3 separate regions of the Homo sapiens genome follow, and regions 2 and 3 are each linked to region 1. The links are chromatin contacts, found by Hi-C or POLR2A ChIA-PET in ENCODE. All regions are on one chromosome and are shown on one strand. The core of a region is the stretch at or near the end of the contact, and the rest is flanking DNA. Distances in the headings are between cores, read along the strand shown. Region 1 holds the start of FRMD5 (FERM domain containing 5). Region 2 holds the start of PDIA3 (protein disulfide isomerase family A member 3). Region 3 holds the start of EIF3J (eukaryotic translation initiation factor 3 subunit J).

What was found. Hi-C counts contacts between places; a loop is a spot of excess contacts on that map. ChIA-PET counts read pairs that join two places held with the same protein, here RNA polymerase II (POLR2A). Pooled maps may share reads with other maps.
Region 2: a pooled map shows a loop between it and region 1 (5-fold over the local background). The contact joins the promoter of PDIA3 here to the promoter of FRMD5 in region 1. A Hi-C loop is called at or near these places in 2 of 50 pooled maps. POLR2A ChIA-PET finds 5 or more read pairs at or near these places in 2 of 52 experiments (activated CD8-positive, alpha-beta memory T cell and naive thymus-derived CD4-positive, alpha-beta T cell).
Region 3: a loop to region 1 is called in a pooled map, with 8 times the contacts of the local background. The contact joins the promoter of EIF3J here to the promoter of FRMD5 in region 1. A Hi-C loop is called at or near these places in 7 of 50 pooled maps. POLR2A ChIA-PET finds 5 or more read pairs at or near these places in 12 of 52 experiments (A673, H1, OCI-LY7 and 7 more).

The regions. Positions count from the first base shown.
Region 1 is chr15:44,193,988-44,196,617 of GRCh38, reverse strand. It overlaps FRMD5 (FERM domain containing 5), which reads left to right and starts at 1,347. Exons shown (of 14, transcript NM_032892.5): 1 at 1,347-1,665. The coding sequence starts at 1,564. RefSeq lists enhancers at 847-946, 462-961, 962-1,463 and silencers at 1,797-1,846, 1,957-2,016.
Region 2 is chr15:43,745,149-43,747,778 of GRCh38, reverse strand. It overlaps PDIA3 (protein disulfide isomerase family A member 3), which reads right to left and starts at 1,341. Exons shown (of 13, transcript NM_005313.5): 1 at 1,073-1,341. The coding sequence starts at 1,239. It also overlaps the pseudogene CATSPER2P1. RefSeq lists enhancers at 716-765, 776-825 and a silencer at 1,326-1,625.
Region 3 is chr15:44,535,855-44,538,484 of GRCh38, reverse strand. It overlaps EIF3J (eukaryotic translation initiation factor 3 subunit J), which reads right to left and starts at 1,338. Exons shown (of 8, transcript NM_003758.4): 1 at 1,248-1,338; 2 at 1,058-1,161. The coding sequence starts at 1,290. It overlaps EIF3J-DT (EIF3J divergent transcript), which reads left to right and starts at 1,562. Exons shown (of 2, transcript NR_034170.1): 1 at 1,562-2,442. RefSeq lists silencers at 836-885, 906-1,215, 1,406-1,575 and enhancers at 1,746-2,195, 1,883-2,630.

The DNA.
Region 1 (2,630 bases), core at 98-2,597:
AATGTAGAGTTTCATTTTTGTTACACATTATACCTATAAACAAGAACAGTGCAAATGAAAGTAATAGGAAATTATGCCTATTTCATTATTTTAAATTAATATATTTATTACAGCATTAATGTTCTATGTTGACACGATTATTTTTTTTTTTTGAGACGGTGGCTTGCTCTTGTCCCCCAGGCTGGAGTGCAATGGCCGTGATCTTGGTTCACTGCAACCTCTGCCTCCTGGGTTCAAGCGATTCTCCTGCCTCAGCCTCCCGAGTAGCTGGGATTACAGGTGCGTGCTACCATGCACGGCTAATTTTTTTGTATTTTTAGTAGAGACGGGGATTCACCATGTTGGTCAGGCTGGTTTCGAACTCCTGACATCAGGTGATCCGCCCGCCTCGGCCTCCCAAAGTGCTGGGATTACAGGCTTGAGCCACTGCGCCCGGCCGACATAATTATTTTATAACATTTCCTCACATCAAAAATCTTTGAGGGAGAATATCTCTTATTGAAGTTCTGGTAAAAAACCTTGAAGTCTGTAAATTTGGGGTGACAAAGAGAAGGAGACAATTCTTTGTGATGTATACCTCCTGACATACTATGTTGTTCTATTGAGAAAGTCTGAAGACATAATTTCCAGTTCTAAAAGTGCAAGGAGAAGATTCATTGCTTCCTCTGCTCCCTACCAGCTGAAGGAGCAGTCTCCTTTTGTCTTCTGAAATAAAAAGGAGGCAAAGGGTGTTAGAGTGGAGGGTTTTTTAGGGGATTAAACCTGGGTACTTCAGAACCTCTGAGGTCCCTTTAGCTTTTATTTAAGTAGCTCCTGTTTCCCAAAATAAGAGGGCTGGAGCACAGAGGCCAGACGGGCCAACTTAGGGTACAGCACAGGTCGGGGGCAGTCGCCCTATCTGGAGCGAGAGGTATCCGCATTCTGCAGGTGCAGGGACTGTGATCCAGCACCCTGCCGCCTCCTCGCTCCGGCTCCCAAGAGGGCGGGAACCGCGGTGTTGCAGGGTGCGAGGCTTGGCTTCGGAAACGCAGATCAAGTGTATTTCAGGCGGCAGACATCAATCCAGTTGGGTGCTCACACCTGGCCCGGGGGAGGGGAAACAGCATCCATAGGAACCACGGGGCGGAGAGGAACCCCTCGTTTGGGACGCTAGAGGGCTGCTCCGGCTTGACTAGGTCCGACTGCTTTTCTGTGATTGCTTCTTTATCCCGCCCATCATCCCAGTACTCTATCTCGATTGGCTTTTCGGTCTGCCACTCGGTTCCGCCGCGCTGACCCCCATTGGCCCCCTCCAGTTGAGGCCCCGCCCCGCGAGCTGGGCACGGGCACTGGGGCGCCGAGGAGACAGAGCCCGGCGCTTGATCTGGGCTGGGGGGAGGCGGTGGCGGCTGAGGGAAGGAGGAGGATAAGGAGGAGGAACGAGGCCAGCAGGAGGCAACGGCAGCGACGGGGCCGGGGTGATGGTGCAGGTGCCTGGGGTCGGTGCGGAGCTGCCGGGCTGAGGGACGCCTGGTCCAGGGTCCGCAGCGCCGCCGCGTCGCTCCCGGGCGGGCGGGCGGGAAGATGCTGAGCAGGTTGATGAGCGGCAGCAGCAGGAGCCTGGAGCGCGAGTACAGCTGCACCGTGCGGCTGCTGGACGACAGCGAGTACACCTGCACCATCCAGGTCAGCGCCGCGCCGCCCCGCCCCGCCCGCGGGACCCCCTTGTCCCCCAAGTCTGGTCAACTTGGCCGGCGGCGGCCGCCGCCCAGGGGTCGCCCCAGCCCCAGCGCCGTGCTTTGTCCGTTCCTGGTTGCGGCGGACCGCCCTAGTGCAGGGCGTCTTCACCGGAGCCCCTGCCGGAGCCCTGGCACCCGGTGTGTCACCGCCGCCGCGGGGCGAGTCTCCGCGTCCCACACCCCTAAGTCCTACCCTGCTCTCCCTGGGTGAGGGCGCCCCGTCCTGGTTCCTCGAGCCCGCCCGAGTAAGGTGCACCTTTCCGGGGCGCCCGGAGGGAGGCGGGTAGGGCGGTAGGCTCCTAGCCCGGCCGCCCCGTCGGGGGCGCAGGCTTTGGCTCTCTGCCCGGGCAAGGACGTATGGCTGGCTTTTCTTATCTTTCTTGGGTTGGAAGGATAATGGTTTATGTCATAATTCCTCCCCCCACCATTTGTGAGTCAGAGCTTTCAGAAGGTAGAACTGAACGCGCAGCCCATGCGGAGTGGCCTATTGAAGGAAGCCCAGTCCTCTGGGTTTTAGAGATTTAGGCCCCCTCCCGCCTTTTGATCCCCAAATTTTATTGTGTTGGGCGGTTCTAGGGGACGTGAGGTAAAGATTTAGCAACAAGTCCCAGCGATTTGGGGCTTGGAAGTGGCCAGGAAGAATCGGCGACTTAGGAAAAACGCCAACAATACGGTAATGCTCAACAGCATTTCTTTCAGAACCTGGTATTTTTGAAGGGATTTTTACAACCTCTTGCTCATGTTCCTTCGCTACTGCTGTGTGCACGTCAGGAGTAGTAGTCTTTCCCGGGAATGCAGTCACAGCCCTCTCTCCTCCCTTATGAAAAAGTCAGAGATTGAAAACATTGACAATGCTCCCGTGTTTAGTTCATCAGCCAGGAGGATCCTGCGCTCATCGCCGGAAGCTGCTCT
Region 2 (2,630 bases), core at 92-2,591, 450 kb after region 1:
CTGAAGCAAATAAAAGTTATACACAACTTTTACTGACATTTTTGAACACGGATAGTATTAAACCAAGGGTCACTGTGCCAGGAGGGGAAAAATTAAGTACTGTAATTATATATATTGAATTATATATAGAGAGCTATCCCCAGGATAAAGGAATCACTGTTTACTCTGGTAATGATCTGGAGGTTTAAAAACACACACACACACAAATAAAAAAAAAAAACAAACACTCAAGTTGACTGGGCCAGAAATCTTATTTGCTCTTCCTTCTCCCCAACAGTTTTTTATTTCGAGTTAGTTCTATCTAAGGAATTTACACCCTTGATCACTTAAGTCACCCTAAAGTGGAGTATGTAATCAATATTGGTTATTTTCTCATTGGAGTCTTTTTTGACATTTTAAAGAAATGCTATTTAAAACAGACAATATGGACAGATTCTGATGGAATTATTCTTGTTCACGTACTCCTTTCGTTTGGACAGAGGTATCTGCCGGTACTGAGATGTAAGTGATCAGCTGAAGGGAGAAACTGTACACCATGTGACGGACAAATTACCTGCCTCAAGAAAGCACTTACGACCATTCTGCAGCCACTCAGTGACCTTGGCTAGAAACCAATGGCTGTGCGGCGTGAGGTAAGATGAAAGGAAATACCCTAGGGATCCAGGACTTCTGCATTTGGTGAAACGTCCGCTTCCACTACAAGGCTTTGGGATGCCTAGTCTGTAGACTGGAGGAGCATTAATACTGACTCACGCAGAAAAGATATAGCTACATATTGGACTGGGGGAAGGGGTGGCAAAACCCTCTGCAAATAGGAAGTGCCACAAGAGCACCGAGATAAGGATGAGGCCCTGCGTGAGCGCAGCCTTCGGGTTTTCCTTGGGCCGATCAGCACCGACTCCCCCGCTCTCGGCGAGGCGCCTCCAGCTCCCGGGAATGAGAAATGTGCCCGCCGCAGCAGGGGCCCACAGGAATGAAGGGCCCCGGCGCTGCGTAGGCCCAACAGTTCCCCGCGCTCTCGCCCCCGGCCCAGCCCCGCCTTTCTTCCCCCGCCTCGGCAGAATGGACTCACCAGGGGGCGAAGAACTCGACGAGCATGAGGCCCGCAGAGCCCGTGTCGGAGATGCGACTCTCGAAGTTGTCGTCCGTGAGTTCTAGCACGTCGGAGGCAGCGGCGAGGCGGGCCGCGGCAAGAAGCAGCGCCACACCCGGGAACAGCGCTAGGCGGCGGAGGCGCATGGCGGCGAGGTGGGGTGGGGACGGCCGGAAGGGTCGCGGCTCGGCTGGGACTGCGGAGGTCGGGCGCGCGACCACTAACCCGCTGCTTGCGCTCGCGCGTCTGGCCCAGGCGGACCTGCAGCCGGAGGTCCCAACCCCCAAACCCGGCTTGGGCCGCTGTGTGGCAGCCGCTGATTGGCTGCGCGTCGCCTTCGTCGGGCGGGCGGGACCAACTCGTTACCGCCGAGTGGCCGGAGCGCGGGGCGGGGCCGAGGCGGCGAGTGTCTGGGCGAGCGTGGCTGGGCCCGGTCCTGGGCTGGGGGCAGGGGCTAGGGCCGGGTCCCGGGGTGAGCCGAAACCTGGGGGTCGGGCGGGGCGGGAAATGGGGCGCAGTGAGGCTGGGAGCCGGCCCTGAGCTCGTCCTGCGTAGGGGTAGCCGGGCTCAGGGGGCGCCTGAGCTGGAGGTGGAAGCGTGAAGTCAGGACTGAGTGGGCGAAGAGAACCTGGGCTGAGGTGAGGCCCAGAAGCGAGAATGGAGGAGAGAAGGAGCTAGCCCCCGAAGGAGTGTTGGAGTGGACACACTTGGGACGGGACCCATTTTCAAAATGTCAGGCTTTGGCATTTTGTCCAATTTCTCTTCACTTGGTTTCTCTTGCGTGGGCAGGCCAAGCCCTCCCCCAACTCCACCTCATTGCCCGATTCTCTCAGGCCCAGGTGGGACCCAGGTTCTTCTTTGTCCAGCCCCGGGCCCCTGCCCTTGTGGCTGCTCCTTTTTTATTGAGTTTCTTGTTTTGTTTTGTTTTGTTTTGTCTGAGATGCCGTCTTGCTCTGTCCCCCACGCTGGAGTGCAGTGGCGCGATCTCCGCTCACTGCAAGCTCTGCCTCCCGGGTTCACGCCATTCTCCTGCCTCAGCTTCCCGAGTAGCTGGGCCTACAGGCGCCCGCCACCACGCCCGGCTAATTTTTTGTATTTTTAGTAGAGACCGGGTTTCACCGTGTTAGCCAGGATGGTCTCTATCTCCTGACCTCGTGATCCGCTCGCCTCGGCATTCCAAAGTGCTGGAATTACAGGCGTGAGCCACCACGCCCGGACTTTTTTTTTTTTTTTTTTTTTTTTTAATGAGCTTTTAATTGGTAGTGCCGTCACAAAGTGAAGATGCCTGGCCACTTGGTCGACTGCTCAATGTCTTTACCACTCTTAGCCCCTTTTGTTTCAAAAAACCCTGAGTCTTAGTAGAATGTTTGTTCTGCCCAACTGCTCCTAGTTCGTAGATGTGGGTACATTAAGGAATCTTAAGGGCAAAGAGGGTGGGGAGGAGGGGACAGAAAACCTGTAATCCTTGGTGCAGCTCCAAGAATGAAATGACACTTGATGCTTACATTTTCTTAGCAGACATGGCCGCTTACCAACA
Region 3 (2,630 bases), core at 89-2,588, 340 kb before region 1:
TTATAGGGTTCTCCGTTTGTGTTTATAAATTAGGAGAAATTCACTAAATTAGGCAAAACCACAAAAAAAAATCATTTTCCATTTCACACAAAACTTTATCTGCACAAATATAACAAGATTTTGAGAACTTTGTTAATAAGAGTCTTAACATTTTGGATTTGAGACTTCTGTAACTACTGTAAAAAAAAAAAAAAACCATGTAGAAGTAAATGTCACTTACAGCTGTATAATGAACCCTTCGGAGTTTTCAAAATCAAACGACTGAGGTAAAAATGATTATCTACAAGGCACAGACAAAACAACAACAACAACAAAAAACCACGGGCCCGTCATCTACAACCACCACCAAATCTTCAATATTTCCTTAGGTGTCGTATGTGTGTAGTTGAGTAACTGTCGTCTCTCCATTTCTCAGGTCACGGTGTGAACTACCTGGGTTTCTGTCCACTAACTGCGGGCTATCTCAGTGGTCAGTTCATTCTTTTTACCACAGGGTGGGGGAAGGGAGAGCCAAAAGTTATTTCCCTTTACTGTTTCTAGCTGTCTCGTGTGGGAAAAAAAGGTTGAAATTCAACTACAATATTTCACTCATCTAATCCCTCGAACAAACTGTATAAGTAGACCTCAGGGTCATAAATGAGTTACTGGCCCTGGGCTGACTTGAGCTCGAAAAGACAGGCGAGTCTCAAGGCTTTCCATATGGATAAGCTACAAGGCTCAATTCCCAACTTCCCGGTCTCATTCCTGCGAGAGGCTCCGGACCGCGAAGCTTGCACGTGGGCCGACCCGGCCGATGCTGTCACCTTTCGTCGCCAGCCGGCGGGTGGGATCCACGCCGGAGAGCAGACTCTCAACCGGCGAGGGAGTCCGGGAGGCCACGCTGCCAGTCTTCGGCCCACACATGGCCGGCAAGCGGAGGGGAAGAGAGCACCGCCAGGCCCTATGCTCGCGCCTGGACCCACGGCCCGCAGGCCCCGGCAGCGACCCGGGGCCCAGAGTCGGCCGGCAACAGCGCCAGCCCGCTTCCGCGCTGCCCGGCGCCCTAGCCCGCACCCACCTTGACGTCCTCGTCCTCGTCCTCGCCTTCCCAGCGGTCCCCGCCGGCAGTGCCGCCGCCCCCCACCTTCCGCACTGGGTCTTCCACGGAGAAAGCGTCGGCGTCTACGGAAGAAAGCGAGCCGTGTTAGTGCCTGCCACTGCGTGGGGCCGGCGCCGGCCCGGGCCCTGCCCCAGCAACTTCTCCTCACCCCAGGAGTCCGAGTCCCCCGCCGCCGCCGCCGCCGCCGCCATCTCGAGCCGGGTGTGAGCGTGTGTGAGAGGGAGAGCTAGCGAGGAGTTAGCACGGCGGAGGTGAGTCACTGGGTTTGCTCTCGTTGACCGGCGCGGAGCAGGATGGGACCGTGGCTGACTGTGCGCCGAGCCGAGGCCACGCCCCCTCAGGCGGCGGCGGCGACGCGCGCGGGTAAGAAGTGGGCGGGGAACGCGGTCGGTGGCGCTGCGGGGCTGAGGGAGAGGCGGAGGGGGGGGCGGAGGGGGGCGGAGGGAGGGGCGGAAAGAGCAGAGGGAGGGGCACAGGGGGCTGAGGAGTGCTGGGTCGGGCTTCCAGCTCCCTACAACGCAGACCAGTACTGGAGTTCGTGGTGCTGGAAGACCGCCGCCCGACTCTGGGCCCCGGGTAGGAAACGTAAGTGCCAGGAAGTTAGCAGAGTGGTTCTTTGGCTGGCGCCTGAACCTCGCCAGTCTTCGTCGCCCCTCCCCTGCCAACGCCTACCCCGCTTCGACCGGAGGGTGCGCTGTCCCTCTGGTCACTGTGATCACCGTCCATGGCCGCCTGCGGATACCCACGCCGTGCTCAGAAGAGGGCTCTGAGGCCACGCCCGCCTGTGGGGTCGGTGGCCGGGCTTCCGGGACCCCAGAGGGAGTCGTCGCGCGCTAGGTGGAGGGGACCCCTCTGGAATCCGGCGATCCCCGGGCGCAGATGCAGGAGCGGGTGGGGAGAGCCGCGTTCCTGGCATGTTTGCCTCGAGTTAGTCACGAAGGAATCGAAGAGAGCCTTAGTCTTCGAGGCTTTTCCCTTCCTGTGAGCCCCTTTGAGGCCAGCACATTGATTTTTTTTTCTTTCGCAGAACAATTTCGGACCTCCTGGGGTCTATGCTAGGTATGAGGTGTATCTTTGCCCTCCATCAAGTAGCAAAGATGGACATGTAAACAAATTTCGACACTGTGATGACTGCCACAAAAAGCAGCATTATGAGGTTGAATGTAAAAGGATAACCTTAGCGGCGGCGGGGGCCGGAGGATGAAGGAAGGCTTCCTGAGGTAGGCGCTGGTTGAAACTGAAGTTGGAGAGAGCAAGTGGCATTTGCTGAAGTGCATTTCCGGTAGAAAACTCCAGTGGTCCCTCACCTGACTGAGTGGCGCAGTCAGAGATAAATGGAACAGGTACACTGACCAGAAAGGGCAAGATGGGCTAAACTTCGCCGTTGGGCCACTGGGCTCCCCCGCAGGATTTTAAAGAGCTAGCCAGTAGATGGATTTTGTTTTTGTTATTTTCGCAATTTATTTTCAAATATGTAATACGCGAACTTGGTACAACATTCATGTGATAAAAAGGTAGATACGTGGGCAGG